2 separate regions of the Homo sapiens genome follow, and region 1 is linked to region 2. Evidence: read pairs that join two places in POLR2A ChIA-PET (ENCODE). Cell type or tissue: PC-9. All regions are shown on one strand. Each heading gives the region's core, and the rest is flanking DNA. Links, peaks and the distances in the headings are about the cores only. Region 1 overlaps ARL4D (ARF like GTPase 4D). Region 2 has its middle 39 kb from the start of ETV4.

The links. Peaks named below come from ENCODE experiments on the same cell type or tissue, not always from the same donor. Only the 100,000 strongest peaks of a DNase experiment are listed, where the experiment ranks them.
Region 1: POLR2A ChIA-PET joins it to region 2 with 30 read pairs; 4 of 35 experiments call an interaction of 5 or more read pairs at or near these places.

Annotation. Positions count from the first base shown.
Region 1 is chr17:43,400,438-43,416,523 of GRCh38, reverse strand. It overlaps ARL4D (ARF like GTPase 4D), which reads right to left. Exons shown (of 2, transcript NM_001661.4): 2 at 15,387-16,086. It also overlaps the pseudogene RNU6-470P. Among named protein-coding and RNA genes, the nearest start is that of ARL4D, 9.5 kb to the right of the region's middle. RefSeq lists an enhancer at 9,652-10,152. In PC-9, for the core only: no CTCF peak of the experiment used is centred there; a DNase peak (open chromatin) is centred at 6,783; H3K27ac peaks cover 1,938 bases.
Region 2 is chr17:43,577,748-43,593,833 of GRCh38, reverse strand. No RefSeq gene overlaps it. Among named protein-coding and RNA genes, the nearest start is that of ETV4, 39 kb to the right of the region's middle. RefSeq lists enhancers at 1,152-1,651, 14,208-14,825, 14,806-14,855. In PC-9, for the core only: no CTCF peak of the experiment used is centred there; a DNase peak (open chromatin) is centred at 8,283.

The sequences.
Region 1 (16,086 bases), core at 2,928-10,927, 180 kb after region 2:
GCAGGGTAAAGGAAAGGTGTGGGGCAAGAGGAGAGCTGGACCAGAGAGTCAAAGTAGCTTCTGTGGTTAAAAGCACGGGTGTGGAGGAGATCGTCTAAGAAAAATGTGCACATCAAGAGTGTGTGAACTCCATCTTCCTGTCCCCAGGCATGATGGGCTGAGATAATACAAGTGAAAGTGCTTAGCCTGATACATGGGTCAGAATGGATGCTCAATAAATTTTACTTGAGAGAGAGTAGGTCAAGAATCATGAATAGGCTGGGTGCATTGGCTCATGCCTGTAGTACCAGCACCTTGGAAGACCAAGGCAGTAGGATCACTTGAGCTCAGGAGCTCAAGACCAGCCTGAGCAACATAGCAAGGCCTCATCTCTACTAAAAAACTCTTTTATTTATTTATTTGTTTATTTATTTATTGAGACAGAGTCTCGCTCTGTCGCCCAGGCTGGAGTGCAATGGTGCGATCTCTGCTCACTGCAAGCTCCGCCTCCCAGGTTCACGCCATTCTCCTGCCTCAGCCTCCCCAGCAGCTGGGACTACAGGCACATGCCGCCACGCCCGGCTAATTTTTGTATTTTTAGTAGAGATGGGGTTTCATTGTGTTAGCCAGGATGGTCTCAATCTCCTGACCTTGTGATCCGCCCACCTCGGCCTCCCAAAGTGCTGGGATTACAGGCATGAGCCACCACGCCCGGCCAAAAAAAAAAAAATTCCTTTAAATAGCTGGGCATGGTGGTGTACACCTGTAGTCCCAGTTGCTCAGGAGGCTGAGGTGAGTGGATCACTTGAGCCTGGGAGATCAAGGCTGCAGTGAGCTATAATCACACCACTGCACTCCAGCATAGGCGACATAATGAGACCCTGTCTCAAAAATAAAATTTTTAAAAATCACAAATAATCATTTAGTCTAATGTTTTGCTTCCAAACATAATTGGGAAGTCCTTCTAATGTGTGTCTTGAATCCTCCTTTCATAATTCTTGCCTTTCCAGTCCTCAAGTCCTGATCGCCTTGCTCGCTATTTGCACCAGTGGCTTACTCTCTGTCCCTGCCTCCTACACTCTCCACTGTCAGATATTTTCAAGCTGTTTTATTTTCAGACAGTCTTCGTCATTGCCATCAGCTGCCTATTTGAGGTATTCTCATCAAATATTGTATTTGTGTAGCTAAACCATAACTTTCTGTAGAGGAAAGCAATGGCACAAATAATCCAAAAATGACACATTTAAGTGACTTCTAATTGGCTTGGGAAGTTGTTTTGGTCCTTGCATCTGAATGTACGTACATTAGATATTCCAAAAATCGAATTCAGGGAAAATGGCCATAGTAGCGGGGAAATGATGCAAGAAGAACTTGCCTAGAAACTTCCTAATTGTTTCATGCCACTCTCTTCAACAAGGCACCAAGCCTTCCATGCATCCGTCATTTTCTCTACCCATCCATTCCATCTATCCATTCTCCAACCCATCCATTCATCTATCCATCCATCTCTTCATCCACCTATCCTCCAAATCCATCCAACTGTCCACCTATCCATCCATCCATCTATCTAAAAATATCTTTGAGTGCCTACTCTATGCCAGACGCTGCACTAGGTGCTGAGGAATATGAAAACAAATGGGACTTGGAACCAAGAAACTTCCAGTCTGAATGGAAAGACCCAAGATTAAAAATAACTCTACCCGATAAGTACTCTAAAAGAAGAATTAGAAAAGAGAACACAACTCTTTCTGGAAGAACCAAGGAAGGCTTCATAAAAGGGGGTCTTGAAGGAGAAGAGAGATTTGGCGATGGACAGTTTTACTTCTCACAGAGATACGGGACAGAGAAGCAATATTCACCACCCCAATGCAGGTCACTCCTGGGCATGATAATCTATCTATGGGACTTCAAACTACCACATCTCTTATGGGCTCAGTATCTTCATCAGTAGATCAGAGGGATTGTATCACTAGTTTTCAAACCATGCTCTGTTGAACCTAGGGCAACAAACTGTCCTGGTTTGCCCAGGTTCCAGATATTTCTCAGGATGCAGGACTTTCAGTGCCAAAACTAGACAAATTGAGCCAGCTGGGACTGGTATGCTGCATTGGCCACTCAGAAGAAATATAAATAAATAAAGTCAGACAAACTGGGATGAGTTGGTCAATCTAACTGAACCTTATAGCTGTCATAGGGAGGCCACCAAGGCAAGGGGTAGGAGAGGCAAGATTTAGGGAGGAGGCCAGTCCAATGGGGCTCAGAGCCCCCAGTTCCACTTTAACTGGATCAGTTGTGTCGTGTTTTACACATTGAGCTTCCAGGTTAGATGTTTGTTTGTTTGTTTTGAGATGGAATCTCACTTTGTTGCCCAGGCTGGAGTGCAGTGGTGCAATCTCAGCTCACTGCAACCTCCACCTCCCAGGTTCAAGTGATACACCTGCCTCAGCCTCCCAAGTAGCTGAGATCACACCCGGCTAACTTTTTTGTATTTTTGGTAGAGACAGGGTTTCACCATGTTGGCCATGCTGGTCTCCCACTCCTGGCCTCAAGTGATCCACCCACCTTGGCCTCCCAAAGTGCTGGCATTATAGGCGTGAGCCATTGCACCTGGCCCGTTACCCTTTTTTTTTTTTTTTTGAGATGGGATTTCGTTCTTGTTGCCCAGGCTGGAGTGCAGTGGCATGATCTTGGCTCACTGTAACTTCCACCTCCCGGGCTCAAGTGATTCTCCTGCCTCAGCCTCCACAGTAGCTGGGATTACAGGCATGCACCACCACGCCCAGCTAATTTTGTATTTTTAGTAGAGATGGGGTTTCTCCATGTTGGTCATGCTGGTCTCGAACTCCTAACCTCAGGTGATCCACCCACCTCGGCCTCCCAAAGTGCTGGGATTACAGGCGTGAGCCACCGCGCCCGGCCCCATCATTCTGATTTCTATTTTTTTTGCTTTATCTGGTAAGAGGGAGAAAGGACTATAAGATAGAAATAAACATTTTAGCTCAAAAGTCTTCCTTTCTATAGAATTTTCAGAAGCTCTAAAATAAATAAGAAAGTACTAAACATGAAACGTGGTCAAGTTTTAAAATCCATAACATCCAGACCAACCTGCAGGAAGGCAGCCTTCATTTTATACCTTTCTCACTCTCCACTTGTTCTAAAATTATATCACTGACTGTAAGTGGGGTGACAAGTTTTTTTTTTAGACGGTGTCTCGCTCTGTCGCCTGGGCTTGGAGTGCAGTGGCGTGATCTCGGCTCACTGCAAGCTCCGCCTCCCGGGTTCACACCATTCTCCTGCCTCAGCCTCCCAAGCAGCTGGGACTACAGGCGCCCGCCACCATGCCCAGCTAATTTTTTGTATTTTTAGTAGAGATGGGGTTTCACCGTGTTAGCCAGGATGGTCTCAATCTCCTAACCTCGTGATCCACCCACCTCGGCCTCCCAAAGTGCTGGGATTACAGGCGTGAGCCACCATTCCCCGGCCAAGCTGGGGGACAATTAACTAGCCTCAAGAACCTCCTCTTGCTTCAGGATGGGGCAGAGTGCTGAGAGCGGACCAGGGGAAGGAGTTGGAATCAACATCCCAGCTCCCCCTCCCACCCTAGATCCCTTTGGCGGCTCTAATTGAGGCCTGTCACAAAGAGAGAAGGCAGCTGCAAATTGCATTCATCAACAAATTACAGCCAATTAGAGCCCCAGTCCCAGCCTACTGGGGGTGACATGAGGCCAGTCAAAATCCCTTCTGATTCAGCAATGCCAAAGGTTTTGGGCTGCCAGGGTCACTTTCTGCAATCCAGACCCGGAACTTTATCCTGGGCCTGCACCCTGCCTTCCGAAAATCCCTCAGGGAAGATGGGGGCTTCCCCCAACCCTCAAGAAGTCTCCAGGGTGCTTCTCTCAGCCATCACTGAAGTTCACCTAGTGATCTAGGCCCAATCTCTGCTGCTATGCTGCTTTTTTGTTAAGTTATAGACATGTTGGTTTTATTCAAAAGAATAAAATGCTTGACAAACTGAAAAATATGGAATGCTTCATCAATTTGCGTATCATTCTTATGCAGGGGCCATACTAATCCTCTCTGTATCATTCCAATTTTAGTATATGTGTTGCTGAAGCCAGTGTGTGCTACTGCTGTGCTTTAAGCTGAGTTTTCTCCAGATTTGGTCCTTGGGGGGAACTGATTTGCTGGCACTTCAAGGGCCTGCTGAGAACTCTTTGCTTGCTGGCTTTGGGCCAGCTGAGCTCTGCCATCCTTCTGCCCATCCTGACAACATTGGGCCAAAGCTAGGGTGAGGTCAACATGAAACCTGTGGAGGTGTAATGGAAGTGTCACCTCCCAGAAGGGCAGGTATGTGGCCACCCATACCTGTCCACAGCTGCTTCTTCACTCCCCTCCCTGGAGCCAGCAGCTCTGGTTTCAACAGTGCGAGGGTGTGTGTGCGTGTTTGTGTGTGTGTTCGCATGCATGTGCATGTGCATTTGTGAGACACACCACAGGACATCTACATGCTAGGGACAGAAAGATGGGGAGGGCATGACGCTGGATTTTCTCTGTTTGATCTCGAGTGTAAAAGAGCAGCCAAATGCCCTCAAATAATGTTCTTTTTCTCCCTCTCTTGCTTTTCTCCCCAGGACTCTGGCACTTCTACAAATAGAGCTGTGCCAGAAGAAAAGGAAGTTTCAGCACTCAGTCCATCCACACCCCCCACCCCCTGAAACAATAATCTCTTCCTCTCTCCCAGCCCCTGTTTGAATTGGGGAGGGGGAGGGAAAGGAGGCGTCTTTTCTGTTCTGAAGTTTCTAAGGAAGCCAGTACAGACGCACCCTTCCCCTTCCAGGGAATGTATCCTGTGATGTTTAAGTAGGAGTCAAGCCTTGAGAATGAATTTCTCTTGAACTGTCCTTTCTCCACCACAGGAGATGGGATGGGTACACCCAATAAAGGAGAAAGAGCAAGAGAAGGGGTTAGGGTCAGATGTCCCCAAGGATATCAAAGTTTTCTGCCTAAGGGAACAGTGGGGCTCAGATGACCCATAGGCAAGGAAAGAGGTCAAGGAATGACTCAGTAGCCACAGCCTCCTGGAGCCTCTTGAAGAAACTCAAGGTTTCAACCTGATAAACATTCTCAAGACAGACAAGGCAGGATCAGAAGTAGGAATCCTGGGCAACATAGTGAGACCCTGTCTCTACAAAAAGTAATTAGTTGGGCATGGTGGTGTGCACCTGTGGTCCCAGCTGCTAGAGAGTCTGAGGTGGGAGGATCGCTTGAGCCCAAGAGTTCCAGGCTGCAGTGAGCCGTGACCATGCCACTGCACTCCAGCCTGGGCAACAGAGTGAGACGCTGTCAAAAAAAAAAAAAAAAAAAGAAAGAAAGAAAGAAGGAAAGAAAGAGGAAGAAAAAGAAACAGAAAGAGAAAGAAGGTGGGACAAGGGCAGATAAGGGTTGAGGCCAGGCTGAGAGTGAGAGTAGAAAGAGGACTGGGTTGCCAAGTGTGGATAACAATCAGGGCTGTGCTTGCTCGGGTCAGCTCACTCTTCTCTTCTCAGGCTACTCCCTGAGTGGATGCCTTGGTGCTCCACCCAGATTCCCGGTGCTGACTGTGAGTTTTGGCTGCCAATGGCTCTCCATCTCTGGACTTGCCCTTGGCCTAGAGGGCAGCCAATTAGCTGACTGACAGGGACATAAAAAACTAGCCTCCCTGACTCAGGTGGGATCCTTTCTGTCATACAGTTGTCCACCCAGAGCTTCCCACAGGATCAAGCCAAAACCAGACTCAGCTGTGAAGCACATCCTTGCTTCCCCACTCTGTGCCCCACCCTCTTTCCTTTCCTCCCTTCTCCTGAGAGTTTGCCTCACAATAAACCATGTGCCGCCCAAATCCCCATCTCAGTCTGCACATCAAGGGAACCAGATCTAAGACACTTCTTTGGGTACAAATTGCACCTTAGCTCCAGTGCCTAGGATGCTGTGTCAGCCCCTAGTCAGCCTTCAGTGCACAATAAAGATTTTTAAAAATTTTTTCGGCCGGGCGTGGTAGCTCACATGTGTAATCCCAGCACTTTGGGAGGCCGAGGTGGGCGGATAATATGAGGTCAGTAGCTCAAGACCAGCCTGGCCAACATGGTGAAACCCCGTCTCTACTAAAAATACAAAAATTAGCCAGGCCTGGTGGCGTGAGCCTGTCATCCCAGCTGCTCAGGAGGCTGAGGCAGGACAATCACTTGAACTCAGGAGGCAGAGGTTGTAGTGAGCCTGGATCGCGCCACTACACTCCAGCCTAGGCGACAGAGCAAGACTCCGTCTTGAAAAAAAAAAAAAAAATTCTAGTCTCTCACTATGAAACTACAGTAAATAATGCTAAATACTATTCATATTATATGTGGTTAATTGAAAGAAGGAGTGATTGGTTGAATTAATGCTCTGGATGGGAGATAAGTAGGTGGGGGAATTTATTGTAGGACCACCCCCCCATATACACACACACGTTAACCAGATGCCCATGGCTCATCCCAGTACATCCTGTCTACATATAGGCCACCTGCTTACATCTATGCAAAGTCAGGGACAGATAATCCAGTTTGTGGATTATCCAGACCCCCAGCTGGCATGTTCCTTCTCAATATTGCCTCCCTGAACCCTCCCTCTGCTCCAGCACTTTCCCGGGGGTAGAGGGTGGGCAGAGACAGGCAGCAGGGGAGGGCAGGATGATGAAACCTCAGTCTGTCAACACTGTTGCTGCTGCCTCAGCAGTCTGATGAAAGATTAGAAACTATTGGGTAAAATCATGTTAGGAATTTTCTATGGATTCCAGGTATCTGGGCTCATCACCAAGTAGACAATTAAGAGTTGTTTGTGTGGTGAAAACACCTTGAACAAGGCCAGGAAAGTCACCTGCTAAGTAACCAAGTTTGGATCACTGAGAATCATAGTATGATAAGATACCATCTTAAAATGATTTAAGATATGCAAAGTCCTCTCCTATTCTGAAAGCTTTCCAAGAAAAGAAGTATGTGGATCTTTCAGGTTTTTCAGTCCTTCCTATCAAGAAGGCCTTCCTATAATTTACCTTCCTTCCATACTGTTACAGTTCTGGTCTGTTTCTCTTTTTTTTTTTTTCTCTGAGACAGGGTCTCACTCTGTCACTGAAGCTGGAGTGCAGTTGCAGTGGTTTGAACACAACGACTGCAGCCTCTGCCTCCTAGGCTCAAGCAATCCTCCCTCCTTAGCCTTCTGAGTAGCTGGGACCACAGGAGCCACCATGCACAGCTAATTTTTCTTTTTGTAAAGACAGGATCTTCTTTAGTTGCCCAAGCTGGTCCTGAACTCTGAGTTCAAGCAATCCTCCCGTCTCAGCCTCCCAAAGTGCTGGGATTACAGACATGAACCACTGCGCCTGGCCCTGTTTCTCTTCTGATTTCAGACAAAAAGGAGAACAAGTGTTTCATTCTTTTACTCATAATGCTCCTTCCCCCCAAATATGTGGATGCACTATCTGTAGAAACAGAATGTGAAGCCGGGCACAGTGGCTCACGCCTGTAGTCCCAGCACTTTGGGAGGCCAAGGTGGGTGGACTCCGAGGCCAGGAGTTCAAGACCAGCCTGGCCAACATAATGAAACCCCATCTCTACTAAAAATTAGCTGGGCATGGTGGCAGGCACCTGTGATCCCAGCTGCTTGGGAGGCTGAGGCAAGAGAATCGCCTGAGCCTCGGAGGCAGAGGTTGCTGTGAGCCGACATCACGCCACTGCACTCCAGCCTGGGCGACAGAGCAAGACTCCATCTCAAAAGAAAAGAAAAGAAAAGAAAAGAAAAGAAAAGAAAAGAAAAGAAAAGAAAAGAAACAGAATGTGAAGAATGTGAGCCACATATGTAATTTTAATATTTCTGATAGCCACATTTTAATGTTAAAAAGAAACAACTGAATCTAATTTTAATCATTTTATTTAACTCATTATGTAAAAAGTATCACTTCAACATATGCATAATCAATATAAAAAGTATTAATAAGAAATTTTACATTCTTTTTTCACATGAAGGCTCTGAATCTGTTGTGTATTTTACACGTACAGCATATCTCAGTTCAGACCAGCCACACTCCCCATGTTCAATCACCATGTGTGGCTCATGGCTGCCATATTGGACACCACAGGTCTAGAGCTTGGGAGTCTCTTCTTTGACACCTGCCCTACAACCTACTCTTCTGGAGTAGGAGGTAGAGAATGTGAATCTAGATACAGCCTATCCTCAGGTGACAGTGGGAGGAGTTGAAGGACAGGAGTGGTGGACAGAGTCTGAGAGTGTCTCAGGCCAGGTAATTACAGGGAAAGGAGGAACAAAACTGTATCTATTAAACCTCAGACTCAGGCCTTTCCTCCTGAGGAGTAGGTGGAGCCAAAAAGGTGCTCCGAAGCCTACAATGCTCCAGGTCCCTCATTAATCAGAATACTTAATTCTGGCTCCAAGCTGACTTCTTTTCCTTACCTCCTCCAGGAAGCCTTCCCAGATAAATTCTCCAACCTTAACTGATAGAGACCCTGTCTCTAAAAAAATAAAAGAATTAGCTGGGCATGGTGGCACATGCCAGTAGTTCCAGCTACTTGGGAGGTTGAGATGGGAGAATCGCTTGAAACTGGGAGGTCAAGGCTGCGGTGAGCCAGGATTGTATCCCTGCGCTCCAGCCTGGGTGACAGCAAAACTCTGTCTCAAAAACAAGCAAACAAATAAAACAAAAACAAAAAAACAGATGAAGAGAGAAAGACTATTAAAGAGCTTCCCATGCCCACCTTGTACTGAGAACCATAGAAAGTGTACTAGAAAAGATCTGCTATTGCCTACTCAATCCCCTCACTTTACAGATGAGTAAACTGAGGCCAAGAGACTAGAAATGGCTCGGTCAAAGTCACAGAAGTTGGTGGCAGAGCCAAGTCTTAACCTGTATGTTGCCTTGTGGGTTACTGTTTGGGGCACTGCAAAGTCAGACTGGTGGCTCTGTTCCTCCCCCATCAGGCTAGGAGAGTTCCAGAGAGTGAGTAAGCAGTTCTGTCTTCTCTCTCCTTAAGGATAAGAGAGGCATCTGGAATGCAAAGCAATGGTAATCTTATAAAAACAAATACAATCAAAAGCACCAAACTTCACTTTCAACAAGCTTTTGAAACCCAGCTGTCCCCCCACCCTCCTCCAAAGGATTTCTCATGAGATTTAACAAATTTAATAGGAGGAGGTAGGGACTGCTAAAGAGATAAGCTCTCCCGCTTGCTCACCTCCCCACCTCCCCACCTCCCCACCTCCCCACCTCCCCACCTCCCCACTCCACTGAGGAGGGGCATAGACCCAGGATTTTCCCAGGAGCCTTAAGTCAAGCCCCAAACACTCCAGAGTGACCAAGATATCTGCTACTTCAGGCTTCTGCTTCCTTTTACAAGAGTCCTTGAGCTATAGCAGTTGGTGGGAGTCTCTACATGGGGGTGGGGTGTCTGTATGGGGGAGGTCCAGGGCTCCACTGCTGCCCAATTCATTCGGGCTGAAGTTTCCTTCTCTGTGTTCCCTTCAGAGCATACACTCTTGGTCTCAGCCTCACTTCCTCCCTAAGCCAAATCCCGGGAATCTATTTCAGGGCTTGTTTCGCCCACTCTGCCTGACGTCTGTGACAAGCTGGGTGCTAGGGAGTCCTCACCATCTGCCCACCTCCGCCACCAGCCAGGCAGTCCCAGGTGGCGCTCAATCCTTAGCCCCGGAAAGTGAGCCCAAGCTTACTCGCTATCCCTGCAAATCCTCTGCTGAGTTGCTGGTGATTTTATTCCTTACCTCCCAAAAAGCACAGGCGCCTTTACTGGCAGCTCTGGTGAAAAAAATTTTAAAAAAATAAAAAATAAATAAGGAGGCCAGGTGCAGTGGCTCGTGCCTGTAATCCCAGCACTTTGGAAGGCCGAGCCGGGCAGATCACCTGAGGTCGGGAGTTCGAGACCAGCCTGACCAACATGGAGAAACCCTGCCTCTACTAAAAATACAAAATTAGCCAGGCATGGTGGCGCATGCCTGTAATCCCAGCTACTCAGGAGGCTGAGGCAGGAGAATCACTTGAACCCAAGAGGTGGAGGTTGTAGTGAGCCGAGATCGCGCCATTGCACTCCAGCCTGGGCAACAAGAGTGAAACTCCGTCTCAAAAAAGAAAAAAAAAAAAAAAAAGCAAGAGCACTGTAATGTCTCCTCTACCATATACACACATCTTAGCTTGAAAAAGCCTTGAGATCTGGGAATAGAGGATGAGGAAGCTGGATTTAATTTCCCTCCCACCCAACCTCTACACAAACACATAAACTTTGGCAGTATCTATGACAACTTTAAATACATACACCCTTTGACACAACAATTGCAACTCTAGGAATATATCTTATGGGAAAGCTTCCCCAAGTGTACCAAAAAATATATATGCAAGGAGGACCATGGCTGTGGGCAGACTGTGTCTTCAACAAGTGATTTAATTAATTAATGATGGTACATTCATACAATGGAATCTCATGTGGTCATCAAAAAGAATGAGAAAAATCCAGATGGAAGCCTTCCCTTCTGAAGCCCCTCCTCATGAGGGCAAAGATGGCAGTGGTATAATGGAATAATGGCATGCATGGAATAATGTCCAAGATATAAATGAGAAAAGCAAAACTGTTTGCTTTATATAATTCCATATATGTTCTATAGACATACCTCTTTTGTACATGCAGAGAAAAAAATTCCCAGAAGAATATATAAAAACCTGTTCACAACGGTTAGCTCTAAAGTTGAGATTATAAAGTTTCTTCTTTTTCTTTTTTTTTTTAGACAGGACCTTACTTTGTCCCCCAGGCTAGTGTGCAGTGGTGCAATCTTAGCTCACTGCAGCCTCGACCTCCCAGGTTCAAGATATACTCCTGCCTCAGCCTCCCAAGTAGCTGAAACTACAAGCATGTGCCACCATGTCTGGATAATTTTTGTATTTTTTGTAGAGATGGGGTTTCGCTATGTTGCCCAGGCCGGTCTTGAACTCCTAAGCTCAAGGGATCTACCCGCCTCAGCCTCCCAAAGTGCTAGCATTACAGGCATGAGCCACCGTGCCCAGCCAGTTTCTTCATTTTCTTTTTCTTTTTTTAATGTTTCATTAAACAAGTTGTGAGATTAGGTTTCTTCATTTTCTAAATTTAGATTTCTTCCACATAGAGATCTATAAGATCTATTACTTTTCCAATGAGGGAGAGAAAATTTTTTTTAAAAAGAAGGAGCTGGCCGGGTGCAGTGGCTCATGCCTGTAATCCCAGTACTTTGGGAGGCCAAGGCGGGTGGATCACCTGAGGTGAGGAGTTTGAGACCAGCCTGGTCACATGGCAAAATCCCGTCTCTACTAAAAGTACAAAAAATTAGCCAGACATGGTGGCATGTGCCTGTAATCCCAGCTACTCCAGAGGCTGAGGTAGGAGGATCACTTGAACCTGGGAGACGGAGGTTGCAGTGAGCCAAGATCATACCACTGCACTCCAGCCTGGGTGACAGAGAGAGACTCCGTCTCAAAACAAAAACAAAAACAAACAAACAAAAAACTCTCAGGGCAAAGTAAAAATTTAAAAAAAAAAAAAAAAAGGCTGGGCGCGGTGGCTCACGTCTGTAATCCCAGCACTTTGGGAGGCCGAGGCGGGTGGATCACAAGGTCAGGAGATCGAGACCATCCTGGCTAACATGGTGAAACCCCGTTTCTACTAAAAATACAAAAAAATTAGCCGGGCGTGGTGGCGGGCACCTGTAGTCCCAGCTACTCAGGAGGCTGAGGCAGGAGAATGGCATGAACCCGGGAGGCGGAGCTTGCAATGAGCTGAGATCACGCCACTGCACTCCAGCCTGGGCGACAGAGCGAGACTCCATCTCAAAAAAAAAAAAAAAAAAAAAAAAAATAGGAACATGGCTGGGTGTGGTGGCTTGTATTGCTAATCCCAGTGCTTTGGAAGGCCAAGGCAGGAGGATCGCTTGAGGTCAGGGGTTCCAGACCACCCTGGCCAGGCAAGAGGGCAAGGCCCCATCTCTACAAAAATAAAAAATAAAAAGAATAGGAATATCTAACATGTTCAAAAAAATTTTTTAAGGGAACAGCGAATACCCTCTTCTGGATCATCCAGAGGAGGAGGTCTCATGCATCCACCCACAAACTCCCCAACAGATGGCCTTGGAAATGAAGTGCAGCCACACTGCCCACCCTTTCCAGCTGAATGCTGGCCTGGGTCTCCCTTGCCACCCTCACTCCCTCCCTTTCCTCTCTACCCACTGGCCCCATTCAAAACAGGCTTGTGTTAGAGAACATGCTGTCCTGTGTGCTCCTAGCACTTGGGCAGAACTCAGCACTTCCCAGGCCCTGGTGGAGGTGTCCATCTCAAGAAAGACTTGCAATGACACGTGGTCAGGATAAAGGAAGGATGGGAACTTCTGGCCAGATTTGAGGCCAGACCTCTGCTGGGCTTAGGAGATAAAGCTCTCACTCCCCAGGAAGGGGAGTGAGAGAGCGGAAAGCTGGTCCTTAATCTAATCAAGGAGAGGGAAGAGGGAGGGAGGGGGGAATCTGAGCTCTGAGATAACTGTGCTCGCTCCCTGTCTCCTACCTCCTATCCTCTGCCCTGGGAGTACAAAGACCTGGCCTGGGAGGAAGGAGCTGGGTGCACTGCTAAGTGGCCGTGTATCCGCGGGCAAGTCACTGCCCACTCTGGGCCTTAGGGACTTCTTTCCTTCCTCTGTCTTCCTTGAGCCCTTGCAGCATGGAGAGGACTGGAAAGGGCATGGGAAAGTGGGGGACCACTGCCATCTTTGCCCTCATGATGAGGAGCTCCAGGAAAGGAAGGCTTCCATCTGGATTTTATGTTCCAACCTGTGCAAGAAGGGGTGGCTGGGTGGGGAAGGACAGCTCAGAAGAAAGCCTCAACTCTGGGGTTGGGCATGGTGGCTCACGCCTGTAATCCCAGCACTTTGGGAGGCTGAGGCAGGCAAATCACTTGAAGTCAGGAGTTCAGGACCAGGCTGATCAACGTGGCGAAACCCCATCTCTACTAAAGATACAGAAATTACCCAGGCATGGTGGTGCGTGACTGTAATCCCAGCTACTTGGGAGGCTGAGACATGGGAATTACTTGAACCGGGGAGGTGGAGGTTGCAGCAAGCCAAGATCGCACCGCTGCACTCCAGCCTGGGTAACAGAGGAGGAAAAAAAAAAAAAAAAAACGGCCTCTACTCTGGAACTCTGGGTCTACAGCAGGTTTCCCTCAACTTTACAGGCAACTAGCCTCAGCCACACCACTCTTGGCCCCCAAGGAAGAGCTCCTCAGCACCCATGCCAGGGTCTCGAAGAAATCCTACTTAATAGAGAAGCCAGTACAGGGCAAATATAACCTCACTCTCCATCCTGATCACACCCTCATTCCTTGCCCTTGCCCTGAGTTCAAAATGCAGAATCTCTGGGCAGGACTGGAGAGTGAGAGGTTCTCTCTCCCTCTCTCATCCTGCAGATAGGAAGTGATCCCTTCCCTTCCAGCTCTCCAGTCCCTTTGATGAGCCAAGGCAGGAGGATTATTCCAAAGCTCCTGACTCTGACCCGGCCACAATTTGTGGCTTTCTACTCAGAATTCCCCAGTGTTCCCCTCTCCCCACTACTCTGGCAGAGCAGTTGGCTTCTCCGTCTCTCTCTGACACAAGCCCCCATCTTCCTTTAGTGCCACCAGCTGGACAGTCAGGCCAGAGGGACTGGGGAAGAGCCTGGGACATTCAAAGGCCTCCTGTGGACCATGATCCCTGACCGCCCCCAGGGCTGGGCATGGGGAAGCAGAAGATACCTGTTTTAAGCAGGTAGGGAAGGAGTGTGGTTGGAAGAGCCAGAATCAGGAGCTGACATCTTGGAGGCCCCTCTGCTAGGGATTGGGGAACACCTCTGCACCTCTTCCCCCAAATCTGGAGACCTAAGTACACCAAGTGACAAGAAATGAAAATGTATAATTGAAGATTTTAAGACAAAAGAGCAGAATTTGGGTGGGGTGGGGAGGAAAGATCTCCTGGCAGGACAGAGGGTCAGTTCTGGCCAGTTCCTTTCCAGCCTGGACTGGGGCCTCAACCTGTCCTTGGGCTATAGGACTGTGCCCCAAAAAGACTGGGAGAGGAGTCGCAGGTGTGTCTGGGGGAGGGGCAGGTAGCACATGTTCCCAGCAGAACCAGCCCAGCAGTTCTGTCAAGCAGGCCCTAGCACTGACGCACACTTGGGCACCCTTCCGGATCAATGCACACTCACCCCAATCCTGCCAGCTACAGGGATGGGGAGGGGACCAAATCTGAGCTTCTGGCAGCGCTGGGTAGGAAGAAGCAAGTTCTTTAGGAAACCTTCCCCAGAAGTGGGGGTTGCCGGCACCTTCTCTTTCTCCCCAGGTCCTTTCATCTGATTCCGGAGAAGAGGAGACAGAATTGGGGAGAAGCAGGGTGTGAACGCTGAACCTGCTCTGGGGATTGTGTGTTTGCACAAAAGGTGGCAGGGGGTGGCTGGAGGGCTCGACAACTGGAAAGAATTGTGCTTGTTTTTTTTCTTTTTTAGAGACATGGTCTCCCTATGTTGCCCAGGCTGGTCTTGAACTCCTGGGCCCAAGCCATCCTCCTGCCTCAGCCTCCCAAAGTGCTGGGATTACAGGCGTGAGCCACTGTGCCCGGCCTTGTGCTTAGTTCTTACTCACTGCTCCCACCCAGAAGATTAAGAGGATCTAAGGGTTCTGTTATCAGACATAGCTGGCCCTGGTGCTGGTGAGTAGGGGCACTCAAGCCCTTGTAATATTAGCATTTTATTCTTACAATCACCACAAATACTGGGGGCTTATGTCTTCCCCCTTCTATCTTGGAGTCTGGAGGGTGTATGTCCAGCAGTCCTCTCTGCCACCAAGCACAAACAGCTACTACTTCTGCCCCTCTCGTGAGAAGAGCTACCATTCCCAGAGCTGGAAAACTCATGGCTTAGTCACCAGGGCCAGGCTGGCTCAATCCAGCCCAGGCCTCCCTAGCACCAGCCGCTGCCATCATGCCAGTGAGCCAGTCAGCAGGATTGAGTACACAGAGGTGACTTAAGGCCAGGGAGGAATTACTTTCCACTCTCACCACATCTTACAAGGAGGAAAAAAATCAAACCAACCTAAGACTGGGGAAGTGGGGAGGATGGGAACAGAATGGCTCTTTGAGGACTTACCTATATAGACTTAGGTGTCACCAAGGTCAAGAACCTAGGAGTAGCTCAGACTAGCAAAATTTGAAGTTAAATCTGCAAGGAGCAGTTGATATAAGGGACAAGTAAGACCCAGAGGATGAGGGGAGGGGTGTTAAATCAGAGAAAAAGGAAGTGACCCCACCCAAAAAACTACAGAGATCAGGCAATAGCTTGAGGGGTTTTCCACTCCCCCCTATAATTTTCACAAGCCATCCCGTAACACACAATCTAATTTTTATAAGTGCTTGCTTTGCAAATTCAGCTTCAAGATAAATCTCCCTCCCCCTGCGCCACAACCCCATATAGAAATCTTGAATTGTCTCTGGGGCAAGATAAGGAGAGGAAAATGCCCCAGACCAAGGTAAGAGCTACAGTTATCAGTCTTTAATAACTTACAGGCAAATGCTAAAAAATAGTTAATAACAATAATACAGAGGACACACACAGCTTATAAAAAGGGTCATGGATCTACAAATGTGGGGAGGGGTTCTTGGCACTTTCACAGACACAAAAATAAAAACTATGTGACTGGTATTCCTAGAAAAGCAGCCTGGGGAGACTCCCCAGTTGGGGGACAGAGGAAGGGGAGATAGTTATTTCATCCCAAACACATTCTCCAAGTCACTTCCATCCCCCCGCCCCCAAACACATCCAATTAAAAATTTTTAGCCAGAGAAGAAAAATAAGAAACAGGGTCGAGGTAGAGTCACAGTTTACATTTACGTCTCCACAGTCCTGCAGCGCCCACTTCTCCAGAGAGGATGAGAGAGATATGCAAAGACATCCCATCTCCCATCCCCACCCCAGTGTGGCACCAAAACGGGACACCCCATGCTCCTCTCTCCTTCATTGAGGTGGACAGGTCC
Region 2 (16,086 bases), core at 3,899-11,898:
AGCAATCGGTGTTTTAGCAAACCCTCCATGCGATTCTGATGAGGGCTAATGTTTGAGAATCAATAAGCTGTAGGAACACAGAAGAGAAAGTGGAATTTTTTTTTTGAGACAGAGTCTCCCTCTGTTGCCCAGGCTGGAGTGCAGTTGCAGTGATCTCGGCTCACTGCAAGCTCCGCCTCCCAGGTTCACGCCATTCTCCTGCCTCAGCCTCCTGAGTAGCTAGGACTACAGGCACCCACCACCACGCCTGGCTAATTTTTTTGTATTTTTAGTAGAGATGGGGTTTCATTGTGTTAGCCAGGATGGTCTCGATCTCCTGACCTTGTGATCCACCTACCTCGGCCTCCCAAAGTGCTGGGATTATAGGCGTGAGCCACCCTGCCCGGCTGAAAGTGGTAGTTTTTTTTTTTTGAGATGGAATTTTGCTCTTGTTGCCCAGGCTGGAGTGCAATGGCATGATCTCGGCATACTGCAACCTCTGCCTCCCGGGTTCAAGCAGTTCTCCTGACTCAGCCTCCTGAGTAGCTGGGATCACAGGCGCCTGCCACCATGCCCAGCTACTTTTTTGTATTTTTAGTAGAGATGGGATTTCACCATGTTGGCCAGGCTGGTCTTGAACTCCTGACCTTAGGTGATCCACCAGCCTCGGCCTCCCCAAGCGCTGGGATTACAGGCGCGAGCCACCACGCCCAGCAAGTACTTTTTTTTTAAATTTAATTTTGTTGTTGTTGTTGAGATGGAGTCTCACTCTGTCACCCAGGCTGGAATGCATTGGCGCAATCTCGGCTCACTGCAACCTCCACCTTCTGTGTTCAAGCGATTCTCCTGCCTCGGCCTCCCGAGTAGCTGGGATTACAGGCATGCACCACTGTGCCCAGCTAATTTTTGTATTTTTAGTAAAGATGTGGTTTCACCATGTTGGCCAGACTGGTCTCGAACTCCTGAGCTCAAGTGATCCGCCTGCCTCCGTCTTCCAAAGTACCAAGACTACAGGCATGAGCCACTGCTCCCAGCCAAGAAAACAGTACTTAACCCTGAATGGAGTGATCAGGAAATGCTTCCTGAAGGAAGAAACTCCTGAGGTGAATCTTCCAGAAGGAGCCTGATGAAGAGGTAAAAAGATGCCCCAGGTGAATGAAGCTGTGTATGCAAGAGCACGGAGGGTAAGGAGTTTGCAAAGAACCACAGGGGTGGGTGGTGGGTTGGCAGCCAAGTGGCTAGAGATGGGGAGAGTGGCTGGGAAGAGACATCGGGAATCAGAGATTTCAGTTTCTGAGTGAAGGAAGGCGAGAGAGTGTGGGTGTGCCGTAGACCCCATTGCAGTAAACAGCCTCGCCTAAACCAGGCAGGGCAGATACCCCAGGCCTCCCCTGGGGCCTAGAAGCCTCCCCATCTCACTCTGCAACTCCTCGGGTTAACCAAAGCAGCATGACCTCATGTGTTATGGCTGCAAAGGCGCGGGGGAGGCCATATCCGGTGTTTGTATTGAAATTAATTGGGGGCTCCTTGGATGATGGAGGCTTTGAGGAATGCACAGGCCCCCGCATATGATCCTGTGAACAATGGTGTCACTTCAGACCACCGAGGCCCCCAGCGGCCCGCATCTGCACGTCCACAGCCCTTCTCGATGAAATAATAATCATAGACAGATATGAATATTTACAATACGAAGCAGCAACTTGCGATGGGGAGAACTCAGGCAAGCACCCCAGAGCTATTTTTAGCCTTGGAAACGGAGCCCCATTTTACCAGGGCAGCAGCGTGTCGATCAGGAAAATCAGGAAAATCCCACCGCTCCCCGCCAAGCCCTGATTTATGATGATTCAGAGGGGAGATGCTGCCAGGAATGGGCCGGGGCCAGGAAAATTTCATCTGTCTGGAATCCGACAGGAAAAAAGAGGCCTGGAAATTTCAGAGGAAGCTGGGATCTGCGCCGGTTACAGCGCCTCTGTGTTCGCTCAGCTGGCTCCTGTTAGCCAGTGAAGGGTCCGCTGAGGAAAAGCGTCAGGCCAGGTTTTTCCATCATTCCAGAACCTTGAGCCTGATCCCCAGGCAGCCGCTGCTCCTGCGACCTCCGACCCCAAACAACAGGAGCCTTCACCAGGTTTCCCCCAGCCCCCCAGCCCTAGGCTATATCTTAAATCAACATCTTTGTTTTTTTGTCTTTTCCCTTACCACAAAAAATGATAGCAAAGTGATTCTATCTTTTTAGCTATTTGTTTAACCAGACATTTAGCACACTTAAGAAGCAGGGTTCAATATGAAAACCAATTAATGCAATTTAGTTTTAATTTCCTCCCCTGAAATGGCCCAGCTCTCCCAAGGTGGCCTTCTCACCCTCCTCTCTGGTGCTGGGGCACCAGGAACCCCTAGCCTCCAAACCTGATGCTACAAGCTCTAAAATGAGGCCAGAGATTAGGATTTTGCTCAAAATCTTGCTGGCAGATCCTAAAGGGGCAAACAAGATGGTGATGGAGTTCAGGACATGCTACCCCAAAATACAGCACCTCGGCAAAAGCAGCAGAAGGAGGAAGATCTCTCTGACTTGCTGCTACTATTCTCCCCTGAAGCAGATCATGAAAGAATTTTCTGTCTTTCTTCTAAAGTAGGTCATAAGACCCTCATTCCAGAGGGGTCCTCCCTATATCCAGAGGAAAGGAATGAAGAAGCAGAGAAGAATCTGAAGAAACAGGCCTTGCTAAGCTCCCCCAAGTTGATTACTATTAGATCATACCCCCTTTCTTCCATCATATTTCTTCTTCTTTTTTTTTTTTGAGATGGAGTCTCGCTCTGTCTCCCAGGCTGGAGTGCAGTAGTGTGTTCTCCGCTCACTGCAACCTCTACCTCCTGGGTTCCAGCAATTCTCCTGTCTCAGCCTCCCGAGTAGCTGGGATTACAGGCGTGCGCTACCATGCCCAGCTAATTGTTTGTATTTTTAGTAGAGACGGGGTTTCATCCTGTTGGCCAGGCTGGTGTTGAACTCCTGACCTCAAGTGATCCACCCGCCTCGGCCTCCCAAAGTGCTGGGATTACAGGCGTGAGCCACCACGCCTGGCCTCGTCCATCATGTTTCTACACAACGCTCTACTCCTCATTAAACCTAAGCATAAAATATACACAGTATTCCCTATTTCCCTGGGTCTTCATCTCCCATGTCACGGAAACTTATTATATAAATGTGTATGCTTTTCTCTTGTTAATCTATCTTTTGTTATAGGGATCTCAAGCCATGAACTTTGTGACAGATAAGGAAAAGATATATGCCTAGAAGTGGAAATTAAAAGTTTTTTTTAAATAAAAGTAATAGATATTACTCTTTCCCCCCTACAATGGCATCCTTTCCATCCATTCATTCCTTCATTCATTTACTTAATGCCTATTTTGTGCCAGAGTCTGTACTGGGGGTAGGGGGATGGTTTTCGGGGGGATACAAAATGGACATCGCCTGCCTTCAAGGAGCTCACAGTTTGGTGGGGGACACAGACCTGTAAATAGGTTTAACTATGGTGCAGAGGAACAAATGGGGTAACAGCTAAGCAGAGAGGAGTCAGGAAGCACGGAGAAGACTCTTGGGGCTGGCTCAGAGGCAGACGAGAGGAGAAAACGTATCAAAGGAAAGGGACTGTGTGTATAAAGACAGAAGCAGGAAAGAAAGGGGACACACTTACCCCACAACATGAGGAGTCTGGTGTGACTGCAGCGTAGGATCCACGGGCAGCTGGTCCGACTCAGGGAGGCAATTTGTTCTGTTAAAGAAAAAATTATTCTTTTTTTTTGAGACAGAGTCTCACTCTGTCACCCAGGCTAGAGTCCAGTGGCACCGTGTTGGCTCACTGCAACCTCCGTCTCCTGGGTTCAAGCAATTCTCCTGCCTCAGCCTCCCGAGTAGCTGGGATTACAGGCATCCACCACCACCCCCGGCTAGTTTATATATATATGTATATATAAACTATATATATAAAAACTATATATATAAACCATATATATAAACTATAAACTATATATATAAACCATATATATAAACTATATATATATATATGGTTTTTTTTTTTTTTTGAGACAGAGTCTCACACTCTCACCCAGGCTGGAGTGCAATGGCGCGATCTCGGCTCACTGCAAGCTCCGCCTCCTGGGTTCACGCCATTCTCCTGCCTCAGCCTCCTGAGTAGCTGGGACTACAGGCGCCCGCCACCACACCAGGCTAATTTTTTGTATTTTTAGTAGAGACGGGGTTTCACCATGTTAGCCAGGATGGTCTCGATCTTCTGACCTTGTGATCCTCCTGCCTCAGCCTCCCAAAGTGCTGGGCTTACAGGCACGAACCACCACGCCCGCCTTTAGTTTTTATATTTTTAGTAGAGATGGGTTTTCACCATGTTGGGCAGGCTGGTCTCAAACTCCTGACCTCAGCTGATCCACCCGCCTCAGCCTCCCAAAGTGCTGGGATTGCAAGCATGAACCACCGTGCCCGGCTGAGAAAAAATTATTCTTAACACTTATTAAAGACAGTAAGGAAGATCTTATTTAAGGGGGGCGGGGCTGCTACACTGGGGTTTGGCAATAGGGAAAAGCGATCAAAGACAACAAGGACAAGTGGAGATTTATAGCCAAGGAACAGGGTGGGGTCAGTGGATGGAAAATCACTAAGGAGAAGCATTCAGGCCAGGGGATTCCTGCTGAAGGCAGGCCAGGGTGATGCGATATCAAGGGTGGAGGATGAGGAATTTCATCAGATAGGAAGGATAGGGGATTTTTGCTAAATGGGCCTGGCAGGATTCATGCTACAACTGGACTAAATTGCCCAAGGACACAGCCCAAGGTCAAGATGCTGTCAAAAAGAGGACCCAGAGGACCCTGACTCAGGTTTGATCAAGGAGAAAGTCTGTCAGGTCAGGGCATTGGTGAAACTGCCTTTGCATTGGGACTCCGTGCCGAGGGCACTGGAGAGTTGAGCAGGGAAACACCAAGGGGATATGTGCACTTTGTCCAGGTGACCCTGGTGGCACTGTGAAGGCTGGTGTGGAAAGGGGTGGGGCTGGAGGCAGGAGGACAGTCAGAAGAGAGCAGGGCTGACAAGCAGGGCAGTGGGGATGCAGAGGAGGGCAGGCTTTAGAAGACATTTAGAAGCCAGGCCGGTGCTTGTAATTGCAGCACTTTGGGAGGCCAAGGAAAGCAGATCACTTGAGTTCAGGAGTTTGAGGCCAGCCTGGGCAACATGGTGAAACCCCTTCTCTACAAAAAGTACAAAAATTAGCCAGGTGTGGTGGTGCACACCTGTAATCCTAACTACTTGGTGGGGCTGAGATGAGAGGATCACTTGAGCCTGGGAGATTGAGGGTGCAGTAAGCCATGTTTGCACCACTGCACCCCAGCCTGGGCAACAGTGTGAGAAACCCAATTCTGTCACGTTTGGTGGCTGGCTGATGACAGCTGTTCAACAAAGAAACACCAGTGGATGAAGGGAGACCTAATTTCCTAAAGAAGCCAAACCAAAACCTCATGCAACAATTCCTGAGGGACAGGAAGTATCTGCCCACAGCTGTTTTGTCCAGGCTGCTTGGGGCTGCAGTCAGCCAGGGAACCAAGGGAACTGAACCCCAGGGCCCAGTCTTTACTGGCAGCTGCCCATCTTAGAACCCACGGTACAATGGGGGAAGGCCCTAAGAGACAATTAAGGCATTTGCCTCCAACACAACTTAAGGGAGTGCCCCAAAACTCAGAAATCAAGATAGATAACTGATATGGTTTGGCTCTGTGTCCCCACCCAAATCTCATCTTGAATTGTAACTCCCACCATTCCCACGTGTCATGGGAGGAACCCAGTGGGAGGTGATTGAATTATGGGGGTAGATCTTCCTGCACTGTTCGTGTGATACTGAATGAGTCTCATGAGATCTGATGGTTTAAAAAAAAAAAAAGCAGAAGTTTGCCTGCACAAGCTCTCTCTTTTTGCCTGCTGTCATCTGTGTAAGATGTGACTTGCTCCTCCTTGCATTCTTCCATGATTGCGAGGCTTCCCCAGCCACGTGGAACTGTGAATTCTCTATTAAACCTCTTTCTTTTGTAATTTGCCCAGTCACAGGTATGTCTTTATCAGCAGCGTGAAAAGTGACAAATACAATAATACTTTTTTGTTGTTTTTGAGATGGAATCTCACTCTGTTCCCCAGGCTGGAGTGCAGTGGCATGATCTCGGCTCACTGCAACCTCTGCCTCCCAGGCTCAAGCGATTCTCCCACCTCAGCCTCCCTAGTAGCTGGAACTACAGGCATGCATCACCACCATGCCTGGCTAATTTTTGTATTTTTAGTAGAGACGGGATTTTACCATGTTGGCCAGGCTGGTCTCCAACTCCTGACCTCAGGTGATCCACCTGCCTCAGCCTCCCAAAGTGCTGGGATTACAGGTATGAGCCACTGTGCCCGGTCCAAGATAGATAATACTTTAACGCAATTTTTAAAAATCAAAATTGGCCAGGTGCATTGGCTCACGCCTGTAATCCCAGCACTTTGGGAGGCCAAGGCGGGTGGATCATGAGGTCAGGAGATCAAGACCATCCTGGCTAACACGGTGAAACCCTGTCTCTACTAAAAGTACAAAAAATTAGCCGGGCATGGTGGCGGGTGCCTGTAGTCCCAGCTACTAGGGAGGTTGAGGTAGGAGAATGGCGTGAACCCAGGAGGCGGAGCTTGCAATGAGCCAAGATCGCGCCACTGCACTCCAGCCTGGGCAACAGTGCGAGACTCCATCTCAAAATAAAAAAAAATCAAAATTAATGTAAAAATTGATGATGAACAAAATATTAAGATTTCAAATAAACACAAGATCCAACCCTTCCCTCAATATCGTGTCTCATTCACCTCACCCTAATCTCAGTCTTGGTTCCAATAAAACCTTGTTTTAAAAAACAGGCAGCCAGCTCACAGACTGTAGTTTACTGACAACAAAAATATTGCATTAGGCCAGGCACAGTGGCTCACATCTGTAATCCCAGCACTTTGGGAGGTTGAGTCAGGAAAAGTTTTTTTTTGAGATGGAGTCTCGCTCTGTTGCCCAGGCTGGAGTGCAATGGCGCAATCTCGGCTCACTGCAAGCTCCACCTCCTGGGTTTACGCCCTTCTCCTACCTCAGCCTCCCTAGTAGCTGGGACTACAGGTGCCTGCCACCATACCTGGCTAATTTTTTGTATTTTTAGTAGAGACGGGGTTTCACCATGTTAGCCAGGATGGTCTTAATCTCCTGACCTTGTGATCGGCCTGCCTCGGCCTCCCAAAGTGCTGGGATTACAGGCGTGAGCCACCATGCCTGGCCTAGGCAGGAAAATTTTTTGAGGCCGGGAGTTCAAGACCAGCCTGGGAAACATAGCAAGAACCTGTCTCTACAAAAAATAAATAAATTAGCTGGGCGTGGTGGCACATGCCTGTAGTTCCAGCTACTCAGGAGGCTGAGGCAGGAGGATTGCTTGAGCCCAGGAGTTCCAGGCTGCAGTGAGCCATAACTGTGCCACTGCATTCCAGCCTGAGGCACAGAACAAGACCCTGTCTCTGAAAGAAAAAAAAAATGCATTAAATTTTATTTATCTTGATTACTCGGTGCCCCTTACATTTTGGGCCTGTGGTGAGTTCCTCACTCCCCTCACTCTAAATCTGGGCCAGCCAGAGAAGGCCCCTTCCTGGAATACAAGCCCCAGTGAGAAGACCTACAGCCTGCAGAGAACAATGTGCCCACATTAATTCTGCTTGGGATCACAATCATTCCATGTGTGCTGAGGGCTCCACATTGGTCAGTAACCCCTAATGCCCCTGTCCCTTAGATTATCTGATGCCACCATACACCTAGGACGAGTTATTTAAGCTTTCTTTTTTTTTTTTTTTGAGACAGAGTCTCGCTCTGTCGCCTAGGCAGGAGCGCAGTGGTGCGATCTCGGCTCACTGCAAGCTCCGCCTCCTAGGTTCACGCCATTCTCCTGCCTCAGCCTCCCGAGCAGCTGGGACTACAGGTACCCACCACCACGCCCGACTAATGTTTTGTATTTTTTAGTAGAGATGGGGTTTCACCGTGTTAGCCAGGATGGTCTCGATCTCCTGACCTCGTGATCCACCCGCCTCGGCCTCCCAAAGTGCTGGGATTATAGGCGTGAGCCACCGCGCCCAGCCTGCTGAGTTGTTTAAGATTTCTAAGCTCATCTGTCTCATCTGTAATAGGGAGAGAGGAATGTTAATTTGCTGCTCTTCATGCCAAAGAAATCTAAATTGGCCTGAACCCAGGACCTTTTGCACATCCAATGCATCAGCACTGAGAGCATTGTGCCAGGCATTGTCCTGGGGAAATGTTGACAAACAGGGTGTGAGATGTATTCCCAAGCCCTACTCACCACAGTTTATATTCACAGCCTAGGAAGAGATAGGCCCAGGAGCCAGGTGCGGTGTCTCATGCCTGTAACCCCAGCACTTTGGGAGGCCGAGGTGGGCAGATCATGAAGTCAGGAGATCGATACCATCCTGGCTAACATGGGGAAACCCTGTCTCTACTAAAAATACAAAAAAATTAGCCGGGTGTAGTGGCGGACACCTGCAGTCCCAGCTACTTGGGAGGTTGAGGCAGGAGAATGGCGTGAACCCAGGAGGCGGAACTTGCAGTGAGCCAAGATTGCGCCACTGAACTCCAACCTGGGTGACAGGGCCAGACTCCGTCTCAAAAAAAAAAAAAAAAAAAAAGAAAGACGTAGGCCCAGAAACCAAAATCACTCATTCATTTGTTCATTCGTTAATTTCTTCAGTAATAGGCATCCACTGACTATATATGCCAGACACTGCCAGGCATTGGTTGAGTCAGACATGATCCTTGGCCTCAAAATATTTACAGCCTAGTACAGTGAGATAGATAAAGAAAAATAACTGCAATACGAAGCTATGTGTGCTCTTTGAAGATAAAGGAATGTGGAAATTTAGAGAGGACAACTATTTAGCTGATAGTGGGGAGGGATTTCGCAGAGTAGGACACAAGTAGAATTGTGCGAGACAGACGGACTAGCACTTTTCAGACAAGAACCTGTATGTGCTAAGGCAGAGTGTGAAAGAAAGCATTGTGATTACAGGCCAGGAGGCTGAGCAAAGCATACAGTAAAAGTAGGTGATGGGTCCAGGCCTGGTGGCTCATACCCGTAATCCCAGCACTTTGAGATGCTGAGGTAGGAGGATTTCTTGAGGCCAGGATTTCAAAACTAGCCTAGGCGTCATAATGAGACTTTGTCTCTACAAAACAGTTTTTTTTAATTAAAATTTTTTAATTTAAAATTTTTAAAATTAAAAAGTAGGTGATGGGCTGGGGTGGCAGGTGAAATAAACTCAGCATAGACTATGAAAGGCCTTGAATGCTGAGATTAAAAATGGGATTTTATTCTGTTGGCAATGGGGAGACTCTGGAAGCTTATAGACAGAAGATGGCATGTTTTGATCTGTTTTTTGAAAGAGAATGCTGGCAACCATGGAAAGGAGGGATTGAAACTGGAAGTGTGGGGAGGTAGAAAAGTCAGTTGGGATATTTTGCATTAATTCAGGGAGGAATGATAAAGGCCTGAACCAAGGCACTGCTGGTGGAAACAGAGAGCAGGGATGGAGTTTAGTGAGATTTCTGGTAAGAAGCTATACAACTTAGTGAGTAACTATATGTGCAGGGTGAGGATGAGAAAGGAGTCTAGCTTGATTTCCAGTTTTCTCATTTGGGCAATTTTACATAGTGGTAACCGTATACGAATAGGTAAATACGGGAGGAGGCACAAGTTGGGGAGCAGAAGATGTGCTCGTCTGTGGGATTTGTTGACTCAGACATGCATGGAAGATTGTTCTGATAAAATGATCAGATGAGATATGATATGCTTAGGGCTCAGGGAAAAGTTTAGGCTGGAGATACTGCTGTGTGAGCAGAGGGTATATGAGCCTGGGTGAGCTGACCCGGGGAGAGTTTAGAGGGAGAAGACAGCTGAAGGTGAGAAGCCAACAGTGGAAAGTGGAAGAAATAAGGGAGACCAGGGGGCAGCAAGGGAGATCTGGGAGGAAGAGCAGGAAAGAGTGACATCCAGGAGACCAGGAGAGCTTATAAACGAAAAGAGGAGAAAGGGTTCCACCCACCAGAGCGAGAAGAGCATGAGGACAAGAACCAAGCCGTAGTTTGAAGACAAGTTGGCCATTGATGACTTTAGCAAGAGCAATTTCAAAATTGACCAAAGTCTGCACCTCATTAAACCACAGATCATTTCCATGGAAGGGTGGAAAGCGAGTTGAGGAATCCATGGGAGGTGAGGAAGTGGAGGCAGTGAGTGTGGACAGCTCCTTCGATAAGTTCTGGGGAAAGAGGAAAGAGGTGGTAGTATGTGGGAGCCACAGGGTCCAGAGGTAGCGAGAAAATGAGCAGGCTTTAGAAAGTGAGAGAGACTTGGGTAGCATTTTAGATTCGAGACGCAATGGAAAGAGAAGTGAGATCCCAACTGGGCAGCACAGGAGCACCCTGTTCAGACCCCAGCCACAGAGAGCCTTGGTCAAAATTCAAGACTCGTTTTCTCTCATGGTGCTTAGGTTCCCCAGTCAGACCCCCAGAACCCATTTCCCACATAATCCACCAGAAGCATGGTACAAATTATGCATGAGAAACACACTCCCTGTTCCAACTCAAAGTTCTAGAGAATATCTCACCATCTGAAGGATGCTGGAAGGTGGGAACAAGGCTCCCAGGAGTGGGCAAGACAGATCTCTATTCTGGTCTGGCTCATTTATCTACAAGGAACAGAGGTCCCCTTAAGTCACCTCAAGGAAAAGGGGAGTTTGTGGCAAGGATATATGTGGCTAGCAGTTTAGAAACAGAATGGGAATGGGAAAGCCACTGAGAAGGGTGACGGCGGTTGGCCCCTGACTCGTGGTCACTCTGCTTCTCTCTGGACATCTGTCCTCTTGTTCTCCTCTCTCTGCCAACAGCTTCTTTCACTCTGTTTTCTCACTTCCCTTGTCACTTTGGCTTAATAAGGCTTTGGCTTTTCATCCTCAACCTCTTGGAATCTCTTTCAACTACTATCCCACCTGCTAGTGGGTCCAACTTCTGTTTCCCAGTTGAGACAGGAATGTGACTGACCCAGCTCCTGGTTCAGGGCAGGGCTTTGGGTCACTAGCCAGGCTGTAGTTGGCCGTCTTTAGATAAACTGCCCACCTCTGCTCCAATCACTGGGGGCAGTGAGCAGAGACAGGGACTTAGGACACCAACACTGTTTAGCCTGGTCCCTCCTACAGAGGCTGGAATGAGCAGGCGATACCCCAAAGCATGTCTGGCACAATAAATCTATGTTCCTGGCCGGGCGCGGTGGCTCACGCTTGTAATCCCAGCACTTTGGGAGGCTGAGGTGGGTGGATCACTTCAGGACAGGAGTTCAAGACCAGCCTGGCCAACATGGTGAAATCCTGTCTCTACTAAAAACACAAAACAATTAGCCGGGTGTGGTGGCGGGCACCTGTAATCCCAGCTACTCAGGAGGCTGAGGCAGGAGAATCGCTCAAACCCAGCAGGCGGAGGTTGCAGTGAGCCAAGATCACACCATTGCAATCCAGCCTGGGCAACAAGAGCGAAACTCTGTCTCTAAATAAATAAATAAATAAATGTTTCTTTCTAAGCCAACTGCCTGATGACATGGTCTGAATTGGGGGAACAACTAGGGATGGGAAATGACAAGGCTTTGAACCACTATTCAAGGGTTCTTATGGTAGTGATCACCTCTTATAGACATTTGAGATTATTGCATGAAGATCAGGAAGAGAATCTGTAGCAGAGAATTAGGAAGAAGATGGTGGTGAATGCCCATTGCCCCCACTACACACATCATGGCTCCCTCCACCCAGAGATCAAAGGAGTTGCCTCCTCTCCAGAGGGCTCAGGAGATGCCCATGCTCAGTGCCCTCCTGGTGTGCTGACTGCGTGCTGGCCTTTAGGAGCCCGCCTCCTCCAGTAAGTGCCAGGCCTGGGGAGACCTTGGATGTAAGCCCGAGGGAGTGTCCTGGACCTTGGACCGCAGGCCCACCCAGCAGGGTGTCCTGTCCCCAGCACAGTGGAAAGGTCTTCAGTCCCCTCTCCCTGCCCTCCAGCCTTCAGCTGGACTCTCCCAGATGTCACTGGCTATATTTTCAAAAATAGGAAGAATTCCAAAACCAGATTCCAAGTGCTATACCTCCCACACCCTCCCGTAGCCCCACCAGCCTGCCAACCTTTTGAGGCAATTATAATTAGAAACCAGGGTCAGGAGCAGTGGCTCACGCCTGTAACCTCAACACTTTTGGGAGGGCAAGGCAGGAGGATCCCTTGGTCCCAGGAGCTCAAGACTAGCCTAAGCAACAGAGAGAGAGAATTAGAAGCCAGTGTGTGTGGAAGACAACATCAGCAGACATTGTTCAGAGACGTGCAAACCACAAAGGGAGCCAGTCTGTGGAGGAGGCCAAAGAGTGGGGACCTTAGCTGACCCATCACCCCTCCTGTATTCCGGCTTCTTTCTCCTCCAGCCCTTCTGGACTCCAAGGACCTAGCTCCACAGGAAGCTTAAAGTGAGGTGGAATGTTCGCCACTGTTATTATTAACAGAACATCCGCTAACATTCTAATTGAAAATTTAACTCTAATTATTCCAGTTTACCAGGAATGCAAGCAAAAGCAGGACCAACTGTGATGCACCAAATAGATACACGTGAAAAGACAGATAAGCAAATAGGAAGAGACAAAGCTGGGACCAGTGAACCAGGGGACCCCGGGACATTTATTCCACTCACAACTCAAACACCATGTCGCCTCCCACCTGGAGAACCTTCTACCCCTCAAATCGTCCCCAAATATACATCCTTTCCCACTGCCCCTCTGCTCTTCCCAGCCCTACACTAGCCAATGATCCCTACTTCTTGCTCAAATCAGAGCTGCAATCAGAGATTTTACTGCTGTGAATACAAAAAATGCCTAGAGTCTTTTTTTTTTTTTTTTTTTTTTGGAGATGGAGTCTTGCTCTGTCACTCAGGCTGGAGTGCAGTGGCGCTCCAGATCTCAGCTCACTGCGACCTCTGTCTTCTGGGTTCAAGCAATTCTCCTGCCTCAGCCCCCCAAGTGGCTGGGATTATAGGCACCCGCCACCACGCCCGACTAATTTTTTTGCATTTTTTTCAGTAGAGACGGGGTTTCACCATGTTGGCCAAGCTGGTTTCGAACTCCTGACCTCAAGTGATCTGCCCACCTCGGCCTCCCAAAGTGGTAGGATTACAGGCGTGAGCCACCATGCCCGGCCTAAGACTGTCCTTTGAAAATGGTGCTTCACCCTCCACAGAGCATGTGGCAGTATGCAGCACAGTCTAAAAAGCCACAATAAATAAACATGGTGGCAATATTTTACTGAAATGTTTGGCAGGGAGAACCTTTATTCTTACCTAAAAACAACTCGGATAGGTTATAAGGAAGAGAGCAACACTTGCATGCATATTACATAAAACACCATCTTCAAAATCATGCAGGCTAAATACAATGCTGTATCCAGGATTAGATCCTGGAACAGAATGAAGATATTAATGGAAAAACTGGTGGAATCCAAATGAAGACTGGAGTTAATTACTAGTAATGTACCAACGTTAATTTCTCAGTTTTGACAAAAGTACCAGAGTTACATAATATGTTACCATGAGGGGAAACTGGGTAAAGGGTATATGAGAACTATGTGCTATCATTGCAGCTTTTCTATAGGTCTAACATTATTCTAAAATGTAATGTTCATTAAAAAAAAAAAAAAAAGCATGTGGCTGCTTCCAGCTTTCTGAATCCCCACCGCACCCTCACCACTCCCCAGCACAAGGTCATCGTCCTCCCCAGCACAAGGTCACCGTCCTCCCCAACAGAGTTCCTTGGGCAGCAACCACTAGAAACCCCACAAAGACCAGCTGGGGCCAGAGGCAGGATGTGTGGTCCTGGGCAGGTCTGAGACAGATCAAACACAAGGTAATCAGTCTGCAGAACCACAGACAACACAGACCTACGCCATGGAATTCCAGATCATTCCAGATCTACAAGTCATTGGTTCATTCCATAAGTATTTATCATAGCACATAGCACGCGCCAAGCACCGTGCTAGGCTGTCTTGAGAATGGAGGTGTGGGGAAAGAGGGATGAGGTACAAAGATGCATACCCAGAGAAGGAATCTCCTCCCTTAAGGAAGCAGTGAGGGGAACAGACGAGCTCCACACACAAAGGGACGGGAGGAGAGGGATAGACACAAAGCCTGCTAGAGGTGATCAGGGAAGGCTTCACAGAGGAGGCAGTATCAGTCCCAGCAACTGTAGCCCAGTTGCTCCCCGTCACCCAAAGACAGCCACACCTGATCCCCTGGCTCAGGCAGCTGGAAAGAGGAGCTGAGAAAAAGGAGAGTCATGCTCTCAGCAAACATCAAGTGCTGTAAGCATCATAAAATCATCATCATCATCATCACCATCAGACACTGATGGCCCAGTGGGAGGCCTGGGACCCTGAAGAGAGCCCAGGTAAGGGGCAAACAGGCTTGGAGGAGGCAATTGCCTAGGGCAGTGGTGTGGGGGTGGGGGGCTGCTTCCCCATACCTGTAGCTAGCAGGGCCGCGGGGTAAGGGGCATGTTGACACAGCTGGTAAGAAAGGCTTTGTCCCTGCCTCATTAATCACTTCAGCACAGGAGCTCCGAGGGAGGGGACGCCCCAGGGGCACTGGGCTAGCTCTCACGGGGGAGCCCCTCAGAGGCAGAGAGAGGTGGCCCGGCTTCAGGCCCAGGAGCCAGGGGAAGGTCTGAAGAGGGCAGGATGGCGTGGAAGGAGGCTGCCCAGGCCCTAGGGACCTACGGGCCAGGGGATTTCCCAGCCAGGATGTTTGTCGCAGAACATCAGCCTTCCTGCCCAGAGGCTAAAGCACTTCCAGCAGGCAGCCCGCAGATGGTAACCCCCTAACAAGAAGGTCCCAGGAGGGGCATATATATTTTCCTTTCTCATTTGGCCAAGCCAGTGTCAGCTGCTTGCCATGCGATTCCTGACCCTCCTGCCCGGGTGTGTGTGTGTGTGTGTGTGTGTGTGTAAAGGGTCACAAGCCTTTACTGAGAACAGAGAGGAGGTCCATCCACCTTTGCTCTGAATGCAGCAAGGGAGAGGATGGGGAAGCAGTGGAATTGTTTCCACTTCTATTATTTACTATTCTCTCCACAAACACTTATGGAACACCTACTATGCGTCTGGCACTGTTCTAGTGACTGGGAGCAGAGAGAACACAGAACAGAGAGAAGGTCTGCTTTTCTGGAGCTTGCCTTCTAGAGGGGGCAGCAGAGAATGGGAAAACATTATGTTCACCAGAGTGGTCAGGCAGGCCAACACCCTTCTGGGCCAACTGAGCTCAGACCTAGTTTCCAGAACCACCCTCCCTGGGCATCCTCTTCCTCCCTCCCAGCCCTCACTGAGGCCTCTCCCAAATCTGAACGTGGAGGCCCCAAGGTGGGCTGGCAGCCGGAAGGCATGAAGAACTCCCCAGGATCCCCTGTCTCTAATGAAAGAGAGAAGCCAGTTCCGGGCAGCTCGCGTCCAGTTTCATTGTAAATCCTCTAGACTGTCGGATGGCCAAGTGGCCCAGGGTCTCCTCTGCCCTCTCTCCTCTGCCTGGGGGGTGAGGGGCTCTTTGCCTCTCCCTCTGTCACTTCCTCACTCCTTTCTCTTTCCCTCCCGCATTCTCTTTCATTCTTTCTCCTCCTTTCTTCTTTCTGCTTCCCCTCCCCAGCCTCTGTTCTCTCTCTGAACCCCCCTCCCCTTCTTCCTGTCTTGCATTTTCCTGCCCAGGAATCAGACCCCAGACAGTACCTAGGAAGTCTGCGGCCTTGCCTAATAGAACCGTAATAGTCCTCAGGGAGGCGCGATAATGACATCCTCCTTAAATAAAAGGACTTAATGGAGATTTCCCAAATTTGAAAACCACATTTCCACTAGCAACCCATTCAGCAAGCGACGGCTCTGGAAAGGAACTCGTGGGAAGCTGCAATGGGGAGGGGGTGAAGTGGCAGGAGGCAAGGAGTTTGTG